Regions from separate parts of the Homo sapiens genome. Here region 2 is linked to region 1. Evidence: read pairs that join two places in POLR2A ChIA-PET (ENCODE). Cell type or tissue: CD4-positive, alpha-beta T cell. All regions are shown on one strand. Links, peaks and the distances in the headings refer to the core of each region. The heading gives the core; the rest is flanking DNA.

Region 1 (14,714 bases), core at 5,555-10,554:
CGCGGCTTGGTGCTGTCCTCATAATAGTGAGTTCCAGCAAGATCTGGTTGTTTAAAAGTGTGTGGCACCTTCCATCTCTCTCCACTGCTCCCACTCTCGCCATGTGACTGCCTGTTCCCACTTCACCTTCGGCCATGAGTCAAAGCTCCCTGAGGCCTCCCCAGCAGCCAAAGAGAAGCCTGTACCATGCTTCCTGTACAGCCTGCAGAACCATAAGCCAACTAAACCTCTTTCCTTTATAAATTGCTTTATAGCAACAGAAGAACAGCCTGAGACAGGCACTAATTCCATTCATGAAGGCAGAACCCTCATCAGCTAATCACCTAATCACCTCCTAAAGGCCCCACCTCGAAACACAATTGCACTAAGATTCACAACATGACTGTGGAGAGCCATAAGCATTCAGACCACAGTAGCTACCTATTTCCTTGCCTCCTGACTATGCCTGGTGTAACCTCACAGTTAGGTGGTCTCACATCTCTTCAATGATCTTGACTTTTCCACAAGAATCTCACTTCCACAGGTGGGTCGTCTGCAGCATACTACTAGCTCATTAATACACTTTATTTATAGTGGCTAGGGTTGTAACACTGCAGGCTTCCCTTTGATGACTCAATTCAATACTCCACAAAGATTTTCATCCTAGTTCATGAAACGTCATTAACACTGTTAGTCATTTACAACTGAGGGAATTCTCTAGAAGCAGTAAAAGCTTTCTTGTTTCTTCTTTTTCATTTTACATAGGAACAGGCCAAGCACAGTGGCTCATGCCCATAATCCCAGCACTTTGGGAGGTCAAGGGGGGAAGATCGCGTGAGCCCAGGAGTTTGAGACCAGCCTGAGCAACATAGGGGGAACCTGTCCCTACAAAAAATAGTTGGGCATGGTGGTGCACACCTGTAGTCCCTGCTACTTCGAAGGTGAGGCAGGAGGATCGCCTGCGCCTGGGAGGTAGAGGCTACAGTGAGCCATGATCACACCACTGCACTCCAGCCTGGGTGAGGAAGCGAGACCCTCTCTCCAAAAACAACAACAACAAAAAGGAATGGCCTCTTTCTTGTAGTTTTGTCTTCTCTCTCTAAAGACAAACCATCAGTATTTATCACTCAAGTCCAGTTGTCCTTTCTAATACTTATACTGGTGGTCCCATGAAAGCTCAGGGACACAGCATCCTTTTCCCAGCAGGGTAGAAGCCTAAAGCTCTGGGCTCAAAGGTAAAAAAATACTCATTTGCATGTAATTTTGCATAAACTCTCTTGTTTAGTTCCAGATGCCCAATTCTAAGTATGCAAAATAAAATGAAATCATTTATACAGCTTACTGCTTCCAGTGTTTTCAATTCAATGCTTTAACAATAAAAGCAAAAAGAAAACCTTCTGAATCAATTTCTGAATTAAGTTCCTTAATCAACTTCTGAATTAAGTTGAAGATTAAGTTCAACTTAAAAAAAAAAATACATGCATATATATTGTGACCAGCCTATAAAAATCAACACTTGGCCGGGCGTGGTGGCTCACGCCTGTAATCCCAGCACTTTGGGAGGCCGAGGTGGGTGGATCACAAGGTCAGGAGATCGAGACCATCCTGGCTAACATGGTGAAACCCCGTCTTTACTAAAAATACAAAAAATTAGCCGGGCATGGTGGCGGGCGCCTGTAGTCCCAGCTACTCGGGAGGCTGAGGCAGGAGAATGGCGTGAACCCGGGAGGCGGAGCTTGCAGTGAGCCGAGATCTTGCCACTGCACTCTAGCCTGGGCGACAGAGTGAGACTCTGTCTCAAAAAAAAAAAAAAATCAAGACTTATCTACGTTTCCCATTTCTCCTTGTTTTCTGTCCCTCAAGCAAAATCAGAAATAAGCTACGAGGCCACCAAGCCTTCTTCAAGGCTATTCTGAGTTATCTAATCCATTAAGGAGACTTGGAACCCCCGTCATACTTTCTCTTTTTTTTTTTTTCTTAGCACCTTTATCCTACTCCAAACTAAATCTTTCTATCACGGCTTCTTTCCCATTATTTCATGCAGGAGGGAGGAAGGAAAAACCTAACCCTTCTCATCTTTGTCAGGCAACCCAAACTGCAGTCCACTCTGTGAAGAGACCCACCTGCCTGGAATGCCCTCTACCCACCAGCACCTTCAGGAACTGCTCAAATGCTGACTCCTCCAGGAAGGGTTCCTTTCTTTCACCCAGTTTGTACCTCTCTCTGGTTACTATTAGCCTGGACTCCAATGCTTGCTGGAATGTCTGCCCGAAGCTGGCCTGTGAGTTCATTAAGGACAGCAGGTATGGCGTAGGCATCTTCCCCAGGCTCCACCATGGTGCATTAAACATAGCAGACATTCAATAAATCTTTGTTGAGAAATGAGCATCATGTCTCATCAGGAGTATGAAAAGCACTTAAGTGCTGCAGAAATTGGATTGCTTGAGGGGTCTTGGTTAGAGGTTCGTGACATTGCTGATGGACCTGCTGCGATAAGGAAGGAAAAAAAAGTCAAATGGCCTTCGCAAGCCTTCTCTTCAGCTCTAAATGTACGATAGTGAACAATCCTTTGCAGTTAAGGGAACCACAGAATCCTTCCTCTCCACATTAGTTACCCCTGGGGAATAAAATCATGCTTCTGTATTGTCTAATTTTTAAACAATTAGTCATGTATTGATTCTATATTTTGAATAAATTAAACTTTATAATAGCTTGATTTTTATTAAAAGGAATCTTTACATCAGTAGGGAGAGGCACTATGGGGTATTTTCCCCTCCCTACAACGACCACCCACAGGAACAAGGATGATGGGAAGGGACGCAGACCCTGGACGCTGGGTACCAAATTGATCAGAAACATGGGAGAAGGTGTGGTCAGCAAGGTGGGGACAGGCCAGCTGGGGACACAAGTGGCTACGGGACAGCAGAGAGGCAAACCATCTGCAGCTAAGCCGGCGGAGGTCTTCTTCCACTCAACCCAGCTGGGAAAAGACTAAGGGAAATTTGAGGCAGAGAAAACAAAGCAGGAGGTCCTCCTTAGAGAAGGACATGCACTCAGCTTTTAAACCTGGCCTCGAAGTGAATTGGGGAGCAGAGCACCAAAAAGAGCTATGAGAACTGCCCATTAGAATCTGACCTTGTGGAGGTCCAGGGTGGCTACCGAGGGCGCCTTGAGAACCCCAAGGGCAGGCAGCTTTCTGAGTGGCAGACCAGCCACGGGGACCCAGGATCTGCCACTCCAGAGAAACTGCCTTCGGTCTAGTCAGAAACCGAAGACGCCAACAAGGGGAAGATGGCATCTGCAGAAAACCACTTGAGTAGGGCCAAAAGGACACGTTTTCAGGATACCCTCACTGATTTCCAGGCAGTGGAACTATCCTGTAGGACGCTCCAGTGGTGGATGCATGTCACTATACGTTTGTCAAAACCCACTGAACATACACCACCAAGAGTGAGCTCCACCGTCAGCGATGGATTCAGGTGATGACAACATGTCAACGCAGGCTCATCAGCTGTGACAAACGTACCACTCTGGCACAGGATGCTGACACCAGGGGAGACCCCGTGGGTGTGGGAGCCAAGGGGATGGGAAATCTCTGCACCTTACACTCAATTTTGTTGTGCTCCAAAACTGCTCTAAAAAAAAATTTATTTAAAAAATAATGACAGCCACCACGGTAGGCTAAGCTCCAGAGTCCCTGTGGGGTGCGTGAGAGCCGGACGGGCACTCAGCAACTCTGGGCCTTGCTGAGGAAAGGGTGAAGGAGGTCCCCAGAAGCCGAGGGGCCAATGTCATCACATGCGTTAGTGTGCAAACCTGCCGGTGGGGAGCACAAGCAGCAGTGCCCAGAGGCTTCGGGAGCTCCTCCGAGTTTTCTCAGAGGTGCTGGCAGAGGTGGAAGGCCACATCCGCCAAAGAGAAAGGAAAGGTGAAGACGCAGACAAGGCGGGCCAGGCCTGTCAGGAAGAGAAATGAAACCTACATCCCTCCACCAAGGAACGAAAAAGTAGCTCAAGGATTCCAGGCACCCAAGAGGCCTCCTTTGGCCTTTTTCCAGTTCTGTTCTGAGCATCACCCAAAATTCAAAGAAAACATCCCGGCCTATCCGTGGGTGATGCTGCACAGAGACTGGGAGGGATGGGAGAGACAACACTGCTGCAGATGCCCAGTAGCCTAGGAAAAGGAGGCGCAGCATGAGAAGGATCCTGCTGCAGGCTGGGCTGAAGGAATGCCCGATGAAGTACAAAGAGAGTTGCTCAGGCTGAAAAAAAGCAAGAAAAAGGAGGAACAGGAGGCTTGGCGCAGTGGCTCACACCTGTAATCCCAGCACTTTAGGAGGCCAAAGTGGGGGGATCGTCTGAGGTCAGGAATTCGAGACCAACCTGGCCAACATGGTAAAACCTCACCTCTACTAAAAATACAAAAATTAGCCAGGTGTGGTGGCAGGTGCCTGTTATCTCAGCTACTCCAGAGGCTGAGGCAGGAGAACTGCTTGAACCCAGGAGGTGGAGGCTGCAGTGAGCCGAGATCACGCCACTGCACTCCAGCCTGGGTGATGGGCGATGGAGCAAGACTCAGTCTCAAAAAAAAAAAAAAAGGAAGGAAAGAAGGGGGAGGAAGCTGATGATGATGATGAATTGGTCCTGGTGCAGTTTTTTTTCTTGTCAATAAAGCATTTAAGCCCCCCATATGCAACTTACTCCCTTTAAAGAAAAAAACTGAAATACAAGGCTGTGAAAAAATAACAACAAACGTCCTCATTATTCCAGGAAACCCCCCAAAGAGTCCATACTTCCCAAAGACATTTAATACCTACTGCTCTTTACAGAACAGAACTTCCTTTAAAACAGGACATTTCACTTTAATTACTAAAATTACCTCTGACTAAAACAGCAACAACACAGGCGCTCCAATGTAACCTGCCAAGTTGTACTCATGGTCATTCCAGACCTCCAGGTTATCTAAAACACTGCACCTCTCACAGATTAAATCAACTAAAAGCAAATCACCTAGATAAAACTCCAAAATCCCTTTCCCCATTAAACCTGGCATTTTAGGCCAGCTGCCAGTGGCTCATCCTTGTTATCTGAGCACTCTGGGAGCCAAGGTGGGAAGATTGCTTGAGGCCAAAAGGTGAAGACCAGCCTGAGCAAGGTAAGACTCCACCTCTACAAAAATAAAAAACAAACTAAAAACCTGGCATTTTTAGAATGCTTAAGTCATTCAAATATTAAAGAAAATTGTTAGGCCAGGCGCGGTGGCTCACACCTATAATCCCAGCACTTTGGGAGGCCAAGGCAGGCAGATCACCTGAGGTCAGGAGTTCGAGACTAGCTTGACCAACATGGTGAAACCCAGTCTGTACTAAAAATGCAAAAATTAGCCAGGCATGGTGGCACACACCTGTAATCTCAGCTACTCAGGAGGCTGAGGCACGAGAATCACTTGAACCAGGGAGATGGAGGTTGCAGTGAGCTGAGATAGTGCTACTGCACTCCAGCCTGGGAGGCAGAGCGAGACTCCAACTCAAAAAAAAAAAAAAAAAAAAGAAAGAAAAAATAGTTTAAGAACATGATCACCCAAAATATCCTAACACTGCTTTTATCTTTTCTTATTACACTTGATTGGTCTAGTGTGTATCTTATAACCTAGCCACCATCATAGCTGACTATAATCATGACCTGCTCTTTACAGAGTGAACGCTGAGCTCATGCCATCCCTTTTCCCCTCATGTATAACTGGCACAATATGCCCTGCCTTCCAGGCAGCACACACAACCCTATTGTTGGATAACCATGTTTAAACTCACTCTCGGCCAGGCACAGTGGCTCACGCCTGTAATCCCAGCTCTTTGGGAGGCCGAGGCAGGCAGATCACGAGGTCAGGAGACTGAGACCATCCTGGCTAATACGGTGAAACCCCATCTCTACTAAAAACAAAAAATTAGCCAGGCATGGTGGCGGGCGCCTGTAGTCCCAGCTACTCGGGAGGCTGAGGCAGCAGAACGGCATGAACCCGGGAGGCGGAGCTTGCAGTGAGCCGAGATCGCACCACTGCACTCCAGCCTGGGCGACAGAGTGAGACTCCGTCTCAATAAAAAAAATATATAAATAAATAAAAACCTCACTCTCAACAGAAAACTCCTGATTGGTTTTAACCAATTAAAAACGTCCTACACATATCAGCCTCCCTGTCTTTTTTTTTTTTTTTTTGAGATGGAGTCTTGCTCAGTCACCCAGACTGGAGTGCAGTGGCGCAATCTCCGCTCACTGCAAGCTCCGCCTCCTGGGTTCACGCCATTCTCCTGCCTCAGCCTCCCGAGTAGCTGGGACTACAGGTGCCCGCCACCACACCCGGTTAATTTTTTTTGTATTTTTAGTAAAGATGGGGTTTCACCATGTTAGCCAGGATGGTCTCAATCTCCTGACCTTGTGATCCACCCGCCTCGGCCTCTCAAAGTGCTGGGATTACAGGCGTGAGCCACCGTGCGGGCTACCAGCCTCCCTGTCTTATGTAAATGTCTTCCTTTCTCTAGATAAGGTCTTTTATCAGCATATACCTGACGAAATGCCCGGATAAGAAATTCGGTCCCATACTCAGGACCCACTTCAGGAAGAACTCTATCTTTCCTGACTTCTCCTCCTTCCCCGGGGAATTGTCAGTCGCATGGCCTGGATTCCCCAACAGGGCTGGCAGGGGGCATGGATTGGCCAGAGCCCCACTCCTCTTGCCACAGGGATCAGTCCAGGGTTAAGGACTATGCTAGGACGCTCAGCATTGCCTAAGAACTTGTGCTAGAGCTACTGAAAAAGAGGTGCTCTTTGTCCCCCAGGATCACATCATTAAGGCTGGGTGCTGCGGGCAGCCGCCTTTATCATCGGCTGGGGCACACCTGCCTAAGAAGTAAGCCCTCACGTTCCACTGTACTGGAAGTCAAGCCCACTGCAGCCCTTTCAGTGCTGTGAGCAGATGAATCTCCCCTTCTTCTTTTTGCTTAAACTAGTTGAGGTTGTTGTTCTTTTGCCTACAACTGAAAAACAACAACAACAAAAAAATCACTGTAACACAATGAGTATGTGCCCCAATGGTGAGTAACAACACCAGCCAGGGTCATGCCAGCCACCCTGGGCCACATCAAACCAGGGATGGTAAAAGCAGCACCACTGGAAGCCCAGAATCACCCACCTGGGTTAAAATGAAAGTCTGCTGGGTTTAACTCACCTAGAGGCTTCTACCCGATTTTTGCAGGTGCAACCAAGACTGAGGCTGTTTAAACAGCCTTAAATTCTGCTATGCAACTCACTGGAAAACTACTTTAGGACCCACTTCGGAAGTGACCACCACTAAACTGGACAAGAGATGCAGGGTCAAAATGATGTATATATTAGGTATGTGGAGCTCAGACACATGATTTGTCTAATAAATTTGTTAAAAGGAACTCCTGTCGTCTAAGAAATTACAAGCTACTCTTGACTTACGACCAGCTGACACACTGTTCCCACTGGTGATCAGCCACCCACAGCACCTCGCACCCCATCCATCCACCTGAGCCAATGCTGCTGCCGTGTGGACACTCTGGGGCTCACATTCAGAGCAGAACCTGCTTTGCCTAGCAGGTAAAGCTAGGTGGAGTAGCCAAGTGTGATGAAGTCTGGGATCTGAAACACAGGCTACTCCCTCTTCAATCACCCTCTGTATAGTGATAACAGCCGTCCCATGTTGCTAGCACAAATGACCTAATTAATCAGTCACCAGACTCAGTCTCTAGCCTGAACTCTTCCACCAGCTCCAGACCCATATTTCTAACTGCCTGTTCATTTCCTCTGCCCACAATCCACTCATCTGAAACAGAATTCCTTATCTACATAGGATCTTCATCTTCCATGCTAGTCATCAGCCCCAAGGACTTGGGTGCGTGGGTGCGTTCATTCGCCCCAGGGCACCTCCCTCCCTCCATCACCATCATCACTGAAGCCTGCCCCGCTCACCCCCACAGCTCCCTCCCTCAAATCCCTCCTCCTCCCCACCCACTGGTGGCACAGTTCGATCTGGCATCAGCTTTTACCTGGGAAACCGCAATGAGACCTAGCTGGGGGACCAGCCTCCTTCCTTTCCAGTCTAACCACCAAACTGTCAACGCCCAAAATGGGTCTCATTCTGCCAATTCAAATTTCCCAGAAATGTCACATCACCTAATAGGCTAAAGCCCAAACCACTCAGCATGGTCCCATGGGTGATAATGACAAGGTAGTCTGGGAGCACTTATTTTAGGACCTGATATGATCTGGTCCTGGACTACCTTCTTCAACATATGTGTCTTGTTCTCTTTCCTTTCCCCTTAAGTCCGGCAGAATTGGATTCCTTGTATTTTTCCAAACACTCTGTGCCATTTAAAGACACCATGCTTTTGAACATTCTAATCTGTCTGGATGCCCTCTGCCTTTAAAAGAAATTCTTCTAGAACAGAGCTCAGCCATTGTTTCCTTTATTAATCTTCAGCCGGCTAGGTCTAGATACTTAATTACCCCCTCCTCTGCGCTACTTCTGAGCCTTATACTTCCATAAATGCATTTTTTCCCATTGAAATGTATGCGACACATGTGCCTCTGCTACTGGGCCATAAGCTCCTTGAAGACGGAGCTGTTAGTCATCTAATCCCAATGCCAGCACTGCACCAGACGTATGACAGATCCCTCTTCAACTCTAAACACCATCTCCTATGCCTTACACATTGGCTGATATACCACCTATTAGATATCTATTCAGATCAACACACATCTTTCTTCCCATAATTAAGAAGGCCTACCGGTTTTATGAACTATTAGGAATACTTTCCCAGCATCCAGCTGAGCAATTTTGACAGGAGGAATCCTGTTTTCATGGGAACTACTGAACCCACTAGAGGGGGTGCAGCAAAGAGGAATGCAGTAAACACCAGAGCGGTACAACACCAGGAGGGCACTACAATGGAGAAGGGGGTACTGCAGGGCACAGCCAGGCCTGGCACAGCCCCAAAGACCAACCTAAACTAACTCAGAAACCTGCACCCAGAAACATAAAGAAAACTCCTCCTCCTCCTCCAACTCTCTTATGCCAACTAGCTTCCTGCCTTCAGAACCAGGAACTTAACTCTTAAGATTATAGTTTACATAGACTTTGGAGTAAAAGGCTTTTCTAGCCTAGCCTCACAACTTAACTGCTATTTCCAAACTCCTTTCTATACGAAAATATGCAGGCGACTAACCAACAAAGTTACAAGTGAAATCGGGAATGTATTTGGGAACAGTCCACATATTTTAAACTTTATTTCTTACAATTGAAAAACTGTGCTTCTTTTTGCATCAAACAATGGTGACCACAGAAGTAAATTACAATAAAAATATTAATATATCCCTAGGCTGGGCACGGTGGCTCACGCCTGTAATCCCAGCACTTTAGGAGGCTGAGGCAGGCGGATCACCTGAGGTTGGGGGTTCGAGACCAGCCTGACCAACGTGGAGAAACCCTGTCTCTACTAAAAAAAAAAAAAAAAAAAAAAAAAAAAAATACAAAATTAGCCAGGCATGGAGGCACATGCCTATAATCCCAGCTATTCAGGAGGCTGAGGGCAGAACAATCTCTTGAACTCAGGAGGTGGAGGTTGCACCATTGCACTCCAGCCTGGGCAACAAGAGCGAACTCCGTCTCAAAAAAAAAGAAAAAAGTGTATTAATATATCCCTGATATGGTTTGGCTGTGTCCCCACCCAAACCTCATCCTGAATTGTAGCTCCCATAATCCCTATGCATTGTGGGAGGGACCCAGTGGGAGGTAACCGAATCACAGGAGGGTTTTTCCCATCCTCTTCGCATGACACTAAGTCTCACAAGATCTGATGGTTTTATAAAGGGCAGTTCCCCTGCACACGCTCTCTTGCCTGCCGACATGTGAGACGTGACTTTGCTCTTCTTTTGCCTTCCGCCATGACTGTGAGGCCTCCCCAACCATGTGGAACTATGAGTCCATTAAATCTTTTTCTTTATAAATACCCAGTCTCGGGTATTTCTTCATAGCAGTATGAAAATGGACTCATACAATCCCTTCCTAGTTTTTGTCATGCGATTAAATGGCCACAAAGTCTACACTTACGTACCATTTTTCGTAAAATAGCAAAGATCTTTACAACAAAGCCTGACAACACTCCCTCTTTTTCTTAAAGTGTACTTCTATCCAAATAGTTTCCATTTCTCACAAAAGTTAAATCACTAAAGACAACCAATCATACCAAAACAAAAATTTGAAAATCTGAACAAAGAGAAAAAGCAAATGAGTTCCAGCAAAATTCAGGAGCACTAACTTCTCATATCTCATATCACTGAAAGGAAAAAAAAAAAAGCCAGGCACTGTGGCATGCACCTGTAGTCCCTGCTTTTGCAGCCACTCGAGGCTGAGGCAGGAGAGATCACTTGACCCAGGAGTTCAAGTCCAGACTGGGCAACATAGTGAACTCCCATCTCTTAAAAAAACAGTAATAATAGAAGTGTAGTAGTAAAGGTCCAGGTCCCTTATCCAAACTTTCAAAATCCAAAAGTCTCCGAAAACCAGCAGTTTTTCCAACTCCTCTGGAGGTGAGATCTAAACTGATCTGAAGCCGGTTGACAGCAAACCCTGAAATGATGTGCAGCTACTCACAGTCTCAGTGCCAACAGGCAGACACCTCCCCTCGACGCTCCAGTCCTCGTGGGTCACTGGGCACAGCCAAGCATCCACTCAACGCTGCTCAACGCTATGGCTCAATATTGCCCCTGACCCACTTATGCACCTTGTACGGGATGAAAACTTTATACAAGGAATGTATTATTTCAATGACTACTGCCCTGCCACTCAAAATGCATACAGTATGATTATGCTGAAAAGCAGACTGGTCCTATTTTGGGGTGAATGTTCATTCAGAGCAGTAATTTTAAGTCATAATATTGGCACTTATCCTGCAAATCTCCTTCTCATCTGAGACTTTTAACTAAATCAACAGGCTGAAAAGAAACACAAGATATAAGAGCTATTTTAAACCAGACTATTTACCATATATTTATAAAAGATTCATCTAAAAGACAATCAAAAACATAATTCTGGCCAGGCGCGGTGGCTCACACCTGTAATCCCAGCACTTTGGAAAGCCGACGTGGGTGGATCATTTGAGGTCAGGAGTTCGAGACCAGCCTAACCAACATGGTGAAACCCCGTCTCTAGTAAAAATACAAAAAAATTAGGTGGGCATGGTGGCACATGCCTGTAGTCCCAGCCACTCAGGAGGCTGAGGCACGAAAACTGCTTGAACCCAGGAGACAGAGGTTGCAGTGAGCCGAGATCACGCCACTGCACTCCACTCCACTGCACTCCAGCCTGGGAGACAGGGCAAGACTCCGTCTCAAAAAAAAGAAAAAAAAAAAAAACCATAATTCAGTCAGGCAGAATTCTAACTGTTTGTCCTCCTCAGGCTCCCACAGCCACTTCAAAGTTAGCCAGAGCCTAGACACAGCCAGGACAGTGGTTCTGCTGTCTTGAGTGAATGCTCACACTCTCAAGGAGTATATGTGTGGACCCCAGTCTGCAGGCAGTGATCCTTGTTTCGAATACAACTGGGCAAGGGGTAAGGTGCCCAGCAGGAGTGTAAGTGTAACACCACCGTGTGGGTATTCTCACTTAGCAACCTAGGCAAAGCAATTAACTACATAAAACTCATTAAATAACACACTGCTTTCCAACAGCACTGCCAGGGATGAGAGGAGGAGAGTCATTTTTTCTTTCTCCAAAGGCAAAAGAAAGCAGCAAGGAGGTCGGGCACGGTGGCTCATGCCTGTAATCCCAACACTTTGGGAGGCTGAGGCAGGCAGATCACTTGAGGTCAGGAGTTCAAGACCAGCCTGGCCAACACGGTGAAACTCCCTCTCTACCAAAAATACAAGCATTAGCCGGTCGTGAGGCACACACCTGTAATCCTAGCTACTGGGGAGGCTGAGGCGCGAGAATCACTTGAAGCCGGGAGGCAGAGGTTGCAATGAGCGAAGATCACGTCACTGTACTCCAGCTAGGGCAACAGAGTGAGACTGTCTCAAAAAGAAAGAAAGAAAGAAAGCAGCAAGGTTATTCTTTCTAACTTGTTTGGCCAGAGCCAAACAAGTATGTATCTCTGGCTGGTACTCCTCTGTCCTAAAGATGGGGCAGGGCTGGTCGGGTGCAGTGGCTCTTGCCACTAATCCTAGCACTTTGGGGGAGGCAGGCAGATCACCTGAGGTCAAGAGTTCAGGACCAACCAGCCCGGCCAACATGCTGAAACCCCATCTCTACTAAAAATACAAAAATTAGCTAGGTGTGGTGGCACGTGCCTGTAATCCCAGCTGCTCCAGAGGCTGAGGCATGGGAATCGCTTGAACCCGGGAGGTGGAGGTTGCAGTGAGCCGAGATCCCACCATTGCACTCCAGCCTGGGTCAACAGAGTGAGACTCCGTCTCAAAAAAAAAAAAAAAAAAAAAAAAAGATGTGACACGCCTTGTATTAAAGGAGGCACAGAAGTCAGTTAAGACAGTAAAACAATCATCATGAAAACCATATGGAAATGTGGGATGATATTTATGACACAATGCTGAATGAGGAACAATATCAACGTGTACCTACATTATGACTGCAATTACTTAAGGAAATGTGTGTACGCAGACAACTGGCAAATAAAATAGGAAGAACTACATACTCAAGTACTGGGATTCTAGATGCTTTTGCTTTAAAAATACTTTAACGGAGATGGAGTGAAGATATTTTTCTGGGTGAAGGTTCCCATTTCTGTACAATCCTCAACCCCCCACTTCACATGATTCTTTTATAGACCATGTACGCATAACGGGGCCAGGGTAGGAAACGGGACTCGCACACCACAGCCGATAAGCAACTGGCTGTTCTGCTGGTTTCCAAAGGCCCTTACTATCACAAGTCCTCCAGCAGAAAGGAACGGAATTACTACTACTCTGACATAAAATGACAAACTCAAGAAGAATTATTTTCGGGGAATTTCAAAAACACTCTCATTTGATTGCTATAGCTAATATTAAGAAATCATCTATGCAACAGGCCATGTAAAAAGTACTGAGGTGTTTATCACTTTAAAAGGGTTCCAGGCTGGGTGCAGTGGCTCACGCCTGTAGTCCCAGCACTTTGGGAGGCCAAGGTGGGCAGATCACGAGGTCAAGAGATCCAGACCATCCTGGCTAGCGCGGTGAAACCCCGTCTCTACTAAAAATACAAAAAAATTAGCCGGACGTGGTGGCGGGCGCCTGCAGTCCCAGCTACTCGGGAGGCTGAGGCAGGAGAACCACATGAACCCAGGAGGCAGAAGTTGCAGTGAGCCAAGATCACACCACTACACTCCAGTCTGGGCAACAGAGTGAGACTCCCTCTCTTAAAAAAAAAAAAAAAAAAAGGTAAAAAAAATTAAAAATAGAAAATAACATATTTTATATGAACGTACCTGCATGCACAGAAACGTCTGTATATTTGGGGGTTGGGAAGCTTCTCAAGCCTTCTCAGGCCTCCCAAGAAACGATTTGCTCCACAACATACACAGTAATGCATCCCAGAGGAAGGAACCAGGGATGCCACTTGGAGAACTAGTTTTCAACTGAAGTTGTTTAAACTATGTGATCACTTTATGCCTCCAGGGAAATGAAATCCCATCCCACAACATCCAAGGCTAGCACCGATGGCCCCAGGTCAATTTTGGGAGTGTGTACCCAGAATACCGATGCTATTAGATGGCACACTTCAATCGCATCCTCTGCCTTTATTCTTCAGAGATAAACACAGGCAGTTGGGGGACCGAGGCCAGGAAATGCAAGTAGTTTCACTTCACAGAAGCTCGTCTTTTCTTGCAGAAGACAAAGCAGGGGAAGGCATTCTGAATGACACAAGTTGTTTTAGAAAGACTTCAGATTCTTCGATAACAAAGGGAAAAAAGAGCGCAAATCTCTGTAACTCCTCTTCCTGATGTGGTCAATCCCCTAAGTCTGTATAATGTGCTGTTTACCCTTGTATTTTAAAATGCCGTATAAAACACATTTCCAGGCTGGGCGTGGTGGCTCACGCCTGTAATCCCAACATTTTGGGAGGCTGAGGTGGGCGGATCACGAGGTCAGGAGATCGAGACCATCCTGGCTAACATGGTGAAACCCCATCTCTACTAAAAATAAAAAAAAAATTAGCCGGGCGTGGTGGCGGGTGCCTATAGTCCCAGCTACTCGGGAGGCTGAGGCAGGAGAATGGCATGAACCTGGGAGGCGGAGCTTGTAGTGAGCTGAGATCGCGCCACTGCACTCCAGCCTGGGTGAAGGAGCGAGACTCCGTCTCAAAAAAAAAAAAAAAAGTTTCCAATTCCTCATGTAATGAATTGTAACAAGCCTCAGAAAAACTACAATGCACTTAAAACCAAAAGCAAAGCCAACAACCCCAAAACCCTCAAATAAGAAAGCCTGGTAAAATCAAAGTGTAACTAAATCCAGTACACCCTAATAACAGACGACATTATTAAAATAAATGGGGGGGAGAGATAACAGAGAAATAGAGATCACTTCTGAATCAAAAGTCAAATCAACTATACATAAAAGCCAACATCCCAAACATTGAAAACTCTACTGATATGAAATACTTTTTCCCATTCTGAAATATATGTATAGTATTACATTTAGTTAAGTGTTAAATACAACAGCTAC
Region 2 (14,714 bases), core at 9,662-14,661, 94 kb before region 1:
CCCAACCAAAATATATCCCTTATACAAATTAAGAGTTCAACCCAAATCCACTTCTAATAAAATACCTCAATTTTAGAGCTTAAAAACCAGACTGCACTAGCAAACCGACACAATAACCCACTCAAGCATCTGTAGCTCAGGGCTCTGTCCCCTCCCTATAGCTTAGAGGCCACTAGACCAGCAGATAGCTGAGCTACATCCCCAAGCTCACCCACTAACTTCCTTGCTTCCAAAAATCCTGTCTTAACTCCACAAGAACTGGCACACCCACGGGAGATGTCAATCATCAGCTTCAACAAACATAAAAGAATGCTTCATGTACCAGTCAACAGCTGCTGCACGAACCCTCCCACTCCAGAAACCCAGAGATTTTCCCCCTCGCCAAGCAAGGTCCCACAGCAAACCAAGAAAAACAGACACACTGGCTGCCTGCCTAGCAAGCATAGGCCCCTTCCAGAGAAGCAAAATAACTCTTAAGGTCCCCGGCAACCGCTACAGCAATCGCACAGATCAGCAACCTCCAACTGCATCATCTCGGTGAGCAAGTGCGCAAGCAGTCCAGGGCGCTGACCTGGGCACTCGGCAGCTCCAGGCCTGGGGACTTCTCCCTGGAGTCTTCCAAAGTGTCTCATCACACACACACAGCCACGAGTACACACGCACGGCCACACATACACAGCAGGTGCCCTGTCCTCTGAAGAGTCACATTTCAAGGAGTATGCAAAATAAGCGTGTTATAAAATTTATTTGTGTAAGCATTCAGACATTTTTAGGTGGGAAAGATGATATGCAGAATCCACTACAAGGTGCAACAGAAAATCGTATTGGAAAGGACGGTACATCTGGCGCAGACCAGCAGTGGCACGATTCCAAACAAATGTCAGACGAGAGCGCTTCATGGGGAGAAACTGAAAATTATAATTTAAAGCTTCATGAGGCAAGATATGTTCCAATTTAAAACACTAAGAAATAGTACCATCGATGAAAAAGGAAATCAACCTCTAGGTGTACCAAAAGGGGCGTAGGGCAAACGGGGAAAATTTGCATTTGTTGAGGTACAAATAGGAGTGTTCTGTAAGAGAGGGGCATTAATTATTAATGACAAACCCTGCAAATACAAAATAAAACCCAAATCACTGGTCACAGAATTCAAAATGTACATGTAATAAAGGCAAGGCAATAGACTCAAGTTATGGCCTGTCGAATATTTACTCCACTGACGTTATCTACAGAAGCACTTGGCCAGTTTGTACACAGTGATTCCTTATGCACGCCGAAAGGGTTTCCGTAAAAATGACATTATATACAAATCTGTACACCCATCCACCAGAGCGATTCTCCAGCTCCCAGAGGGAGTTATCAACTTAAAGCAGGATACCTGAGGTTTCATGTCTTTAGTTGCCTTATCATAATCCCAAATATACATTTCAGGGTTTGTTTTTGTTTTTAAAGACACTTTCCTGGAATATGTGCACTATGGTTAAAATTAAAAACAAAAGTAATAAAATAAAATAAAATGATCGCTGGAAGGAGCTGACCCTCCCCACCCATCTGAGAGACTTCATCTGGCTGCAGCACAGTGAAGACTGTGTGTGTCCCTGGACGGGCGCCTGGCGCTGGGGTGGCTCCCAGTGGCGCACCTCTTCGGTGGAGTCAGCGAAGGCTCTCGTTGACTTTTAAAAAAGGAGGAGGATGAAGAAGGAAAAAAGGAAAAACAAAACCCCAAATGCCAAAGGAATTTCAGTGGGATGAAGTTCCTCCACCACTTAGAGAGTATCTAGGGAAAAAGAGAGAGAGAGAAGTCAACACATGTCATTTCTCATCCCTGTGCAAAAATTCATATAGTAACCAAAATCTTAGTTTTCATAAGAAATTCCAAGTCATACAAAAATAAGTGGAGCAAATATCAATGTGTAAGTCTAATTTTAAAAGAATGCATATAAAGACTGAGAAGATCATGATTCTTACACAAAAACTCCAGAGCATGTCACCAAAAACCAAGAATGGGTTCAGCCTCCCTGGAGAGATGTGAATAAAACGGGAAATCATATCCCTTTTACTTACGATCAATTGTCAAAAAGTGAACATTGATCCATACATGATGACACAGTAAGATTCCAGGGATGCATATGCATTCCCGATGTGAGGGCAGGAAACCCATTTTGGCCATAAAAATAGTGATGCAGTCCAAGAATCTATTTCCTAGAACTGCTTCCGAAATATGGTCCAAAGCAGGAACAACGTGTCTGCACAAAGATGTCTCTCGGGATTTTCGTAATTACACTAATTTGGAAACAACTCTGATGCCCAACAGTACAGAATCAGTTAAGTAAATTATACAAACTGAAATAACAGACTAAAAATGGTAATTATCTGTATTTACATATATATATTAAAGCAATATTAAAAATATGTACAAGTTTAAAAGTACATACAAAATTACAGATTGGGCATCCCTTATCTGAAATGCTTCTGGCTTTGGATCTGGGAATATCCGCATTATACTTACCAGTGTGCAGCCCCAAATCCGAAATCTGACATGCCCCAGAGAGCAGTTCCTTTGAGCCCCATGCTGGCGCTCAAAAGTTTCAGATTGGGGATTTGGGATATTCAGCCTGTATATGTGCACTATATAAGTATATTTACATGAACAACTTCTGTATCCTAAATTAAGTACTATAGAAATTCTAAAAAATCTTCTTTGCACTATAAGGTAGATAAGAGAATTCAGTAAGTTTATGACCTGGTATGACAACAGAAGGCAATGCACCCAAAGATGCTGATGAGATTTGGGCTACAGTGGTGGGATCATGGGTAATTTCTGTGTCTTCCAAAAATTCTACAAGATTGTCTTCAGAAGACAACAAAGGGTGAGAACGGGGTCCCCTCATGACCACAATTCCCTCAACCATTTTACAACAGACTCCAAATCACAGGTCCAGGAGAGATGGCTGAGGATGTCTTTGACCAGGCTTATCTCAAACGTTCCAATCTAGAGCTCCTCTTTTCAGGCATTTGAAATACTTGGCATCTCTCCCAGAGAACAAATGGTTACATAAGGTCCTCCCAAAAGCACACATTAGCCACGGAGCCTAAGACTCAACTATCAAGAAATACAAATGACTAAATCACGGGATGAGTTGATGTCACACAAAAGAATCCAAACATTAATTCCAGCTGAGACAGAAAGGCTCTGAAAATGCTTCAGAGGAGAGGCGGCTCTCATTTTTCCTACAGCCATCCACTGAAACAACATGTTTGGAGCAAAACTGGCAGGAAGTCTAAGCCATGGCCACCGTGGTTTTGGCAGCCATCGGGGTGAACGCTCAGTGGGAGCTTCAGGAGCAGGGAAGGAAGAAGTGGGTACCACAGCCAAGCCTGCAGAGAGATGATAAGCACCTCAAGAGGCAGCTCATCTGAGGACAGAGGAGGAAAGAGGGCACTCCTCATCACAGACAAAGGAAAGAGAGCACCAACTTGGCTTCCCCCATGCATCACTGCAAAGTAAAGTTTTAAACACAACACAGACATCAGGTAGCTACAGACCCGCCCGAGGGTAAATAGGGTCAACCCCAGCCACGATGCCCAGTGAGCACGTAAAATGTGCTGCGTCTGAATGGAGATGTGCTAAGTGTAAAACACACACCAACTCCAAAGACGGTCCCTCCAAAAATGTAAAATACCTTATTGATGATTGTTGTTATTAATGTTGAAATAATACTTTGGATCTGGCAGGTTAAAAAATGTATTGTTGAAACTAATTTCACTTCTTTTTGCTTTTTAAAAATATGGCTACTAGAAAATGTAAAATTCTCTTTTTGTTTGGTTTTTAGAGACAGGTTCTCACTCTGTTGCCCAGCCTGGAGTGCAAACGTGATCACAGCCATAGCCGCGAACTCCTCAGCTCGAACAATTCTGCAGCCTCAGCCTCCCAAGTAGCTAGGGCCACAGGTACAAGCCACCATGCCTAGCTAAATTTTTTTTTTTTGGTAGAGACAGGGTCTTGCTATTTTGCCCAGGCTGGTCTCAAACTCTTGGCCTCAAGCGATCCTCCTGCCTGGGCCTCCCAAAGCATTGGGATTACAGGCATGAGCCACCACATCCAGCAGAAAACATAAAATTCTGTGTGTGGCCCACGCTGTACTTCTACTGGCCAGCACTGGTACAGATCAACTTGCCTTAACAACTAAAAGAAGAGGAACAGAGAGATAGGGGCCTGGGAATGGGAAACGTGGATCAGTTCAACACATACAAGCCACACACTCTGTGCCCTGGAGCTGCCCTGGGGAAATCAAGTCACGTATATAAACAAACAGTTCATAACAATTTCAGGCAATTCTGGACAGTGTGGAAAGTATTGGTTTTAAAAGTAATACTACAAAAGCAGAGAGCAAAATGCCCAACAAGACAGTAACAATCCTACCCGTTTCTGGTTTTGTTCTATTTGTTTTATTATAAAGCTCTTTCTAATGGGAAATAAATGCCTCTAGAATGAGGTATGTGATGCTAAGTTTGAGAAATCAAAAAGTTTGTGTTCAGGCAAAAGATGGGTGACTTTTTAATTCTATTTTCCTTTATTCCTATATTGTTTTTAGTATCAAAGGAGGGAGGGATCGTCCTTCAATTGCCTCAAAATTGAAGGCAGCCAAGTAGATCATTTTTATTTTCTAGCAACTTAAAAAGTTGAAATGTCTTACTAAGAAACCCGAGTTCAGAAGCATAAACGTGAAGTATCAGAACTGTGGTTTTCTCCTGCTGTCCCCACGTAGAGGGGCTCTTCACAGGACAGTAGGCAGCCCCTTCAATCACTTCCAAATAGCAAAAGGGACCTCACGTGTGCAAAACTTCTTTATGTACTGTCAGGTGGGACGCAGTCTCAGGAAAGACCCAGAAATCCCCCTCATGATCACAGAGTCTCAGCCAGCTTTGGGAGGTGTCAGCCTGGACACCTGAAGATGAACTGTCAAGGCAGCAGCACGCCTGGTCCTCCTGGGGGTGTGGAGGACAGCCCAGTGACAAATCACCCTCAGGTCACACAGAGCGGCTTCCCAGCACACATCCACTGCCTCCAAACGCCTGCACTTGTGCCAGATGGCAGTCAGGAGGGGCTTGGTTCCCATGGATACTCCTACAACAAGTTGGGAGGGGGCAGGGAGGGCAAAACTGTCACCCCACTGAGTCCTCACCCATAGTGCATTCAACAGGTGGGGCCACTGGGCAGGGACAAAAGCTCCCTACAGGCTGGCACAGATGAACCCCTACCAAGGAGGCTTCCAGACATGACACACACAGCTAACACAGGGAACACACCTGCGCCCGCTCCCGCTGAGTTGACCACACCAAAGCTGCTGTCATTTCTCACACTTGACTTTAAAGCCGAAAACCAGATAGATAGTTACACACATCTGGCTAAGAACGATCATTCTCTGGCCAATAATTAAGCTGCATAATTAAGAGGAAACAGGTATTTCACCACCACCCTGTATTTATGTGGCAAAAGCTACAAATGCACTAAGTCCTGTGGGCTTTCCAGTAGTTTCCAGATTCAGATCCTTCATTCACATTGATTTCTAGAATTCAGAACAAAGTCTCCTCTAATTCAACTCTGTCTACCCTGAGGCCTGCAAGATAACAGGAACAGACAGGCCAAGAATCAAGTACCAAACTCATCAACTAAGTCCCAGCCCAAGTGCAGGTCTCTCCTTCCCCAGCCCAGAGGGGCCCTGGGTAGTTACCTCTGGAGCCGCTGCACGAGCTGGGCCACCATGGTGTCGGAGATGCCAGGGCACGCCTCCTCCGCTAGGTAGATGGCCCCTCGCAGCTCTTCAATGGACCCCAAGTTCCCTCCGCACGCCTGGCTCTTCTCCTTCAACTGAAAACACACGAACAGGAAGAATGGCATGAAGCACACCAGCTGCAAAACTGGGAAGCATGCTGTTCAAGGAACAACACGGCGTGTGGACCACGACACTACCCCAGCCCCAGGGTGTCCGGGAAAAGCTTTGGCTAGGGCTCCAGGCCACTTCAAATTGCTTTTTTTTTTTTTTTTTTTTGTGAGACGGAGTCTGGCTTTGTTGCTCAGGCTGGAGTACAGTGGCGTGATCTCAGCTCACTGCAACCTCCGCCTCCTGGGTTCCAGCGATTCTCCTGCCTCAGCCTCCCGAGTAGCTGGGATTACAGGCCCCTGCCTCCATGCCCAGCTAGTTTTTGTATTTTTAATAGAGACAGGATTTCACCATGTTGGCCAGGCTGGTCTTGAACTCCTGACCTCAAGTGATCCGCCCGCCTCGGCCTCTCAAAGTGTTGGGATTACAGGCGTGAGCCACTGTGCCCGGCCCGGGTTCCTTTTGAAGAAAGGTGATTCAAATGCTCTGAGAGCAGTTATGTATACACAGGGCAATCATCAGACCATAATCATTACTGTTCGAGGCCAGAACAGAGACGACTAGCTCTCTGTGTGCCTTTCCCAAGTCTCACCGTGATGGACTGTCCTCTCTGTGCTGTTTTCCTATTTCAACCATAACCTTGTACCAGAAAAGCAATTTCAAAGCCTATCCTAAGTTATTCTGATCTCAACACTGCTTACTTCCTAATGTTAATGGGTTGGTTCTTAAACTCCAGCAAACTGCCTTTGTGATCCAGAGTAGAGTCAAAATATTTGATTTCATGTAAATAAGTGGCAGCCTTAAATTCTGGGAATCTCCAGTGTTCTTCCTGGCACCTCTACTCCCAAGAGAAATCACAACAGTGCCTTCAGACACTTCCCTCAGTTGAAGGTCAACTCCAAGTCTCTCTCTGGAGGCCCAAAAACGTGAACTGTGAAAATAAGAGCTGTTCAAGTCAAGATACAGCATGGCTCAGAACTCAACAGAAGAGGCTCTTTGTGATGGACACCGCCTCCTCTTCAGGGAAGAAAGAAACATCTCAGGCGACATTCAGCTTGGTTTTCAGGTTGTTGAACACATGCTGTCATTTCCAAACCCAGCCCTGCCCTAAGAGCAACGGCTTCTCTCTTCGCTACTGAAGGGGCAGGCAGGAACTAGAAGGGTCTGACCTTGGAGGGCCAGTGGGTGTAGAGAGCATTTGTTCCTGAAGTTCTTGCTGTCACAGGGCCACGCCGCCGGCCCCGAGGCGGCCACTCGTGTTTGTCTAGGACTCCCAATCACTTGACAGTATTTACAAGTCCCGAGAGGGTCAGCTACAATCCAGCACTCTCCCTCCTGCCCATGCCCCGCCCCTAAGTCTCAAAGAAGGAGCAAAGGCGGCAGAAGGGCCGCCCTGGGAGAGGGCCTGTCCCCTTGCCGTGTGGAACGTGCTGGACCCATCACTGACTTCAGGGAGCAACCTGACCTGTGCTCCCTGAAGGAAAGCAGGGACGCCAACACCCGTCTCCTCAATGTCCTCATCTGTAAGCATGGGGATATAATCCTTCTACTGGGCTTCTACAAGTATTGTATGAAATAATACACAATAAACACTCTGAACTCTAGGGTAGCAAATATCATTCTTAAAAATACATTGGGAAAGATGCCTGTGAGTTTAGCAATTGGTTACCTGGAAAATCCAGGATATGACGGCGTTTAGGATATGTCCTGAATAATTATGTCAAAGTTGCTTCATGGGCCCAGTAAAAAAATAAACAGCCTCAGGAGAATGAAAAAGTCCATGCACTTTCCCTAACTGCCTGACTGACCCTATTCCAGCGGCCAATGGCAGGGCCGCAGGAGCACAGCCTGGAAATCCCACGGGGCCAACTCCCATGGGACAAAATGAAGCGCAGGATGGCGCTCAACCCGGACATCCTAGTTAGGAAGAACACAGGTGCCCAGAACCATGAGCCAGGGCTGAAGCCAGACATCATCCAGCAGGGCCTCCGCGTGCCCTGTGGCTTCCCCGACACCAGCGGGCTCGGCTACTTCCCACTTGAAGCTGCAGGTGAGGCCTCGGGCTCTGGCCACAGCCCTGCTCCCACCGGGCCCTGAACTTGCCAGGTCAGAGGCCCTCAGACAAACCCTCCAGGGCACCTGCTGGGCAGGGCAACAGGTGAAGGCTTATTGGAGGGCTGGGAAGAGGCACTGGCAGGACCGTGGCTGGCCAGGCACGGCCCATGGCCGGGGGTCCCCCGCTGCGTGACGCAGGCACAGGGGAGGAGAATGAGCTCCTATGACACTTCCTCTCCTGAGCACCTCCCCTTCAAGGACCAGGACCCCTAAACACAGCCGCAGTGGAAAACTGCCCAAAGAGGGAAGATCCCCACGCAAACAGATGCGTGTGTGGCCCACAGTGAGTACCTCAAAGGCAGCCTCAGCCAGGAAGGGGCACAACAAGAAAAGAGGGGACTTCCAACTTATTTTCAAATCCGCTACTAACCAGATGCAGAACAATCTTCATTCTTATAAAGCCTACTTTTGAAAATCTCTCAAAACACGGCCACGGGAGCACTTTCCTCTGGGAGGGAGAGGCTGAGCAGGGAGTGGGCGTGGGGAGGCCCAGCTGGGAGCACAGCACTGCTGAGCAGAGGAGGGACTTCAGTGAAACATGTGGCTCAGGGGAAACCGGAGGACTCCAGGGCATCCAACGTCTCCTTAGAAGAAAGAATCTACTTTTCACATGGCCAGAAATTGGTCTGAGGCAAAGAGAGCAGGCTGTACACAATGAGATTTGCTAAAAAGCAGGGCAACGGGTGACACAGGGTCTCGGGCTGGGTCACTGTCATCCAGTCTACACATTCCAGGCTGCGGCGGAGTGGGCATCACCCAGGACAGGGGAGGCGCAAGGTGGTGCTGACAGCCTTTGGGAAGGCACCATGCAGGCTTTCCGAGCCTTTGCCAGCTTGTCTTAATGTCCCCAACTCTTAACTGGCAACATCACCACTGAAGTGTGTCCAGCTTCTCCTTCCCCCTCCCCTCCCACTCCGAAAAGGCCAGCCAGGTACCTACCTCTGCAAACAGAGGAGAAATAATTGTAGATAAACACTGAGAGAAAGGCCTCTTCGGGATGTCTTTCATCTTGGGGGAGAGGGAAAAAAAGGTCATCAGAAACAGTTGACGTTCACATTGGCAATAATTTAATAAACCTCCCACCTGGACTATGGAAGCGCAGGAGTTGCCTCTACACTTCACGCTGAGGAAACACCCTCTGCGCACCATAACATCTGAAGGAGACTATCGGCTGCCTCTCACTAGACTTCAAAGTTTCATCTGCAGTGACATGCAAAACCCACGCACCGGGGAAACCAGCATCTGGGTTCCATGTGGAAGGGGACTCTGTGTGGGCACAGGCGGTGAACTGCCTCGTCTTGCTATCTACGCAGAAGTGCTTTACTGGTTGGGCGTGGTGGCTCATGCCTGTCATTCCAACACTTTGGGAAGCCGAAGCAGGAGGATCACTTGAGCCCAAGAGTTCGAGACCAGCTTGGGCAACATAGTGAGACCATGTTTCTATTAAAAAAAAAAAAAGTTTTAAATAAACTGGGCGTGATGTCACATGCCTGCAATCCCAGTTACTCAGGAGGCTGAGGTGGGAGGATCACTTGAGCCCAGGAGTTTGAGGCTACAGTGAGCTCTGATGGCACCACTGCACTCCAGCCTGGGCAACAGAGACCCCGTCTCAAAAAAAAAAAAGAGAGAGAGAGAGAGAGAGAGAAAAGTACTTTACTAATGAAACCCTGGAAATAGAAATCAGGTCAAGATTGGCCATTCCAATGGCTGTCTAGGACAGAGACCGAGTTTCTACTTTTGCAACCTCTATTTGGACATTTAACACCTGTTCACTTATCAAAGCGGGACTTGTAGGATCAACAGGGGACAGCCACTGGCCCACCCTGCCTGAAAGAAACTACACCACTATGCTTTACAAGACCCTAAATATATGGCCTTTCATAAATTTAACAGGCATAAAACCAATTAATCAAAATTGTTTTACATAAATATCAAAAGCAATGCATTTACTTATAAGGTCCTTAAAACTCAGTCACAAAATTATGATATGTATGTAAGTAACCGCAACATGCACAACAGTCCCTCAGAGCTATGAAGTCATTTCACGGGTCACCCCCAAACCCCATGACATTGCCACATCGGGACATCCTAACTCAACAGCAGGGCTGCAGAGAGCAGAATAGAGTGGCACAAAACAGACCAGAGGCCAGACTCCCTGGTGTGAACACCTGGATCATCAGACAGAACTAAAGCTCTTCATCTGCCCATCCCCTAGCAACAAAATTCCAGGACAGCTGCCACAAAGGACCCCAGCCGCACCCACAGCAAGCTTCACACACAAGTGCCTCCAAAACACTGCAGACTGAGGTCAGCGTGGCCATTCTGGAGTGAGCAGACGTACCTTATTTCTGTCCAAGTCCGATGGCTGAAGAGCTCCATTCTCGAGATTCTTGGGATCTTTTTCTCGGATTGTGAAGATCCAGTCCCCAGAATCACTGCCCCCCGAGGCTTGGCCATCTGTTTCCCTTAACACAGAAATGCAGGAAATCCCATCAGTGCTCGCACACCTGCTCTGGGGGCGCTGGGACGTTCAGGGGGAGGCCGCCTGGGGACCTCTAAACCCACACCCACCAGCCCCAAGTCCCCACCCATCACACCCTTGTCCAGTCCCTCTGGGATTTCCCAAAGACCCCCCCGCCTCCTCCCTCACAGAGAAGAGACCATCGGGAGGTGGTTCCACAACTCCCTGGCGTGCCAGTGTGTGCATGCCCACCCTCCTCCTCCTCCCGGAGAACACCTCCCCCACCTCCCTGGGAGCCCATCTCTGGGACATCAGCTTCTCTCTGCTGGGCTCCTCCTCTCACCAGGGAAGCAGATGTCCCTGTGTTGGGTGTGGTGGCTCATGCCTGTCATTCCAACACTTTGGCCTCACCTTGGCCATCTCTCAGCCCTGGTTCTGGGATTCACACTCACTGCCTCTATTTGGTACCCTCCACTCGCTCCAAAGCCCACCCGTGTCCCTCCGAGCGCTCCCTCCCCCATCATGAGATGATGGTGTGCTGATCACTCCCTGTCCTGTATGGGCCTCAGAGGCAATGAGCCCCAGGCCCTGCTGATCATCCCCTGATGCCTGTGGCCCCATTAAGCCTGCACCTCCTCCCGCCCCTCGGCCATACCTCTCCCCTCTCACTCACAGGCGGAGCCTCACCCTCACACCTAGGGGCCAGCCTCACTCCCCCACATGCCCCAACTGACACCCTTTTTTCTCTCGGCTCAAGTGACCTCCACAGAGCAGTGGCCCCTAAGCCCGCTTCACCTGCCCAGCTTTCTCACCTGAACTCCACACCTCGGTGCCACTTCACACTGGACGTCTCTCCTGGACAACTCAGACTCACACACGGTTCACCCCACACTCGGCTTCCCGCACCACACATCACAACACCTGGTGCCACGCTGCCCCAGCCTGGAACATTGGCTTCCCTCCTTCACCCAAATCCACCGCCGCGTCCTGGCTCTCCAAACCTCTCTCCAGTCTCTTTCTCTTGTCATCCCTGTTGCTACCCCAGCAATCTCCCAATGGCAGTACCTCAAGAACTTCCGGGGGCAGTGGTCTCAACCTTGGCTTTAAACTGGAATCACCTAGAGACCCTGAAAAACCACTTAGGGTCTCATCCCCGGAAATCCTCATTCAACTGGCCTGGCACATGGACCTGCACTGTGGGCCAACTTTAACTTCTGCCAAGGCATGCACGAGAACAGACGAGTCCCACGCTCGGACTTCCAGACACAAGTCTGCCCGACCACCTCCCCCAGCCCTCCCCACACAAATGGCTCCAGCCCCACTCCGCCTCTTAAGCCAAGGGAATTCCTAGATGCCAAACTTGACAGCAATTCTCAGTAAGCCACTCCTGGTACAGAAGCTTCTACCAGACACAATACAGAATCACAAACACATGCATTTCTGGCCTTTCAGACATCCATGTAAAGCAGTTTCACCTGATCAGGGTTTTACAAACAGGAAGTTTAATGGAAAACAGAACAGAACAGAACGAAACAAAACAGAATGAAACAGCCAGGTCCAGTTCCCCATGCACAGCTCTACCACAAGAGTTCACTCGCAGAAACTCCACCAGCAACGTCAAGAGGCTAAACAACTCCCAAACAGGCCCAGGCTGTGTCTAACACAACAATTGCCACCAACCTGGATTGTCTAAAAAAAAAAAAAAACTCAACAGAAAACGAAACCCACACCAAACAGTGACAAAGACCAGCGGATCCCTCCCACACACATGCTTGGGTCACTCAGGGGCCGACTTACGCGTCGGAATCCTCGGAGCTCGAGTCGTCATGGCTCTGCTCGGCCTTCCATCTCTTGTACCTGTCGATGAGCTCGGTCAAGTAGGAAGTTTTCTTTGCATTGCGTAGTATAAACTTGTGCTTCAATAACTCCTTAGCAGTGGGTCTCTGGAAAAACACACCCAACAATTAAAGTATGAGATGAAGTTCTTGGTCCTACCCCAAAGGACAGACTTCTGCCTCAAAATGTCAACCGCCACACTGACACCTGATGGCTGGACTCTCTACTCCACAGCGCTTCTCACTGCAACTCACCCAAAGACGAGTCGCTCAGGACCTACGCCTGGGCTCTGGGTGCTATGGTGGGCAGGGCACTGTCTTTCCAAGGATGTCCCTAATAAATACATTTTCACAGAAAACTCTGCACAGAGCTTCACAGGGATCATTTAAGAGAGCTTAAATGATCTGGTCGGGCGCAGTGGCTCACGCCTGTAATCCCAGCACTTTCGGAGGCCGAGGCGGGCAGATCACGAGGTCAGGAGATCGAGACCACCCTGGCTAACATGGTGAAACCCCGTCTTTACTAAAAATACAAAAAAATTTAGCCGGGCGTGGTGGTGGGCGCCTGTAGTCCCAGCTACTCAGGAGGCTGAGGCAGGAGAATGGCGTGAACCCAGGAGGCGGAGCTTGCAGGGAGCCGAGATCGCGCCACTGCACTCCAGCCTGGGCGACAGAGCAAGACTCTGTCTCAAAAAAAAGCTTATCTCCTAGTTTATAAAATACTTTATGACAAATGCTGACAAAATATATGTTCTGTGTTGTTTAACTTTTTTTTTTTTTTTTTTTTGAGACAGTTTTGCTCTTGTTGCCCAGGCTGGAGTGCAGTGGCACGATTTCGGCTCACTACAACCTCGCCTCCCCAGTTCAAACGATTCTCCTGCCTCAGCCTCCTGGGTAGCTGGGATTACAGGCCTGCACCACCACACCAGGCTAATTTTTTGTATTTTTAGTAGAAACGGGATTTCACCATGTTAGCCAGGCTGGTCTTGAACTCCTGACCTCAGGTGATGCACCTGCCTCGGCCTCCCAAAGTGCTGGGATTACAGATGTGAGCCACCATGCTGGGCTGCTTTGTTAACTTTCTGTATTAACGTTTGGCCACATCCAACCATATAATAGAAATGTCAATTTGGAATTATCTCAGAGAAACTGGAAAGGAGCCAGGAGATCCCCTTTTTCCTGTCTGCTGAAAGAGCAACTGGATGCGCTTCACCACCAACTTTCCCGGTTTAGAAGGGCTATTTCCCAGGTCCCTCCCTCCCTTCCCTTGTGATTGGGCTGAGGACTTCACCCATGCCCTGGGCTCAGCATGGCCACCGCAAGCAGCACCTGGTCAGCTGCCTGCCTTGAGGATGGCGATAGTGACAGGGAATGTGCTTCCCAAGGAAACCAGCATGGCCCAAATGGGAACAGACAGCAGGAACACCCAAACACCGAGTCGAACCAAGTTCCCACTCACTCCAAATTACAAAAGCTTGATTACAAGAGCCAAGCATGTTTTCAGATTCAAACTCATGAGAAACGTGGATCACCTCAAGTATTCTCCCTCCCTGTCCATCCAAGGGTGAAACCCCAACTACCCCGGAGGTGCTCATATTCTCGCCTCTCAGCCAGCTCCTCGGTAGCTGTGGGGTGGAGCTCTGTGTGCTGGGGCATAAGCCCATACAGGACACATGCTTTGTATGGGAAGACATGCCTGCACACATCTCCACTGGTGCTGGTGCATGATGGCTGCAAGAAACATCATCGTGTAATAAAATGCAGAGCATCGTGGCATGCAGGACAAGCCCCACCACCACCCGATGCTGATGTAGTCATCAAACACTGGTGTGGTGGTCTCAGCCTGCATCTCCTTAGACGTACTTAGAAAATGTTGCATTACCCATTTAATTCCTTTACCAGAACTGGCATATTAGGAAACCATGGTGCTCTTGTAAAAGTAACCACCCATTTTTACATAAGAGTTAAGAAAAGGGGGGCTCAGCTTAGCCTTCAGCTAACTCTGCTGGAAAACTCAGAAACAAAACAAGGACATATGGTGCTACCTCCAACACCAACACACACACACTACTTTCAAAGAAATGTCCTAATTCAGACAGAAAATGAGGCAAAGCCACACAGTCGTTACTGCTGTATGGCTCTGCCAGAGTCTATTAAACCTAAAAAGAGAAAGTAGGCAGGAAGGGGAGGGGAAGAAGCACAGAGGGTGGCTTGGTTATATTTTCTAATCTTTTGTTTCCTAACACATGCCACCTGGAAAGTGAAAACATTTACTTTAAAGACATATTTAGCCATTTGTTTCCAGCTAACCTTTGCCATTATTAAAAACAGTGTAACAGTTTATGGCCTGATCTTCTATAAATATTAAACATTTATGATTCCACATTTAATATTAAGGAGAATATTCTTCAGATTCAA

What was found. ChIA-PET counts read pairs that join two places held together with the same protein. Peaks named below come from ENCODE experiments on the same cell type or tissue, not always from the same donor. Only the 100,000 strongest peaks of a DNase experiment are listed, where the experiment ranks them.
Region 2: POLR2A ChIA-PET joins it to region 1 with 8 read pairs; 9 of 35 experiments call an interaction of 5 or more read pairs at or near these places.

The regions. Positions count from the first base shown.
Region 1 is chr13:98,549,508-98,564,221 of GRCh38, forward strand. The region is part of intron 1 of STK24 (serine/threonine kinase 24); the gene reads right to left. Among named protein-coding and RNA genes, the nearest start is that of STK24, 20 kb to the right of the region's middle. RefSeq lists a silencer at 13,708-14,002. In CD4-positive, alpha-beta T cell, for the core only: no CTCF peak of the experiment used is centred there; DNase peaks (open chromatin) are centred at 7,554, 8,014 and 9,874.
Region 2 is chr13:98,451,433-98,466,146 of GRCh38, forward strand. STK24 (serine/threonine kinase 24) reads right to left here. Exons shown (of 11, transcript NM_001032296.4): 7 at 12,259-12,404; 8 at 10,342-10,465; 9 at 8,940-9,008; 10 at 5,736-5,872; 11 at 1-1,777. The coding sequence ends at 1,741. It overlaps FARP1 (FERM, ARH/RhoGEF and pleckstrin domain protein 1), which reads left to right. Exons shown (of 27, transcript NM_005766.4): 27 at 1-3,744. Among named protein-coding and RNA genes, the nearest start is that of FARP1-AS1, 23 kb to the left of the region's middle. RefSeq lists a silencer at 7,003-7,297 and an enhancer at 12,285-12,786. In CD4-positive, alpha-beta T cell, for the core only: no CTCF peak of the experiment used is centred there; no DNase peak of the experiment used is centred there.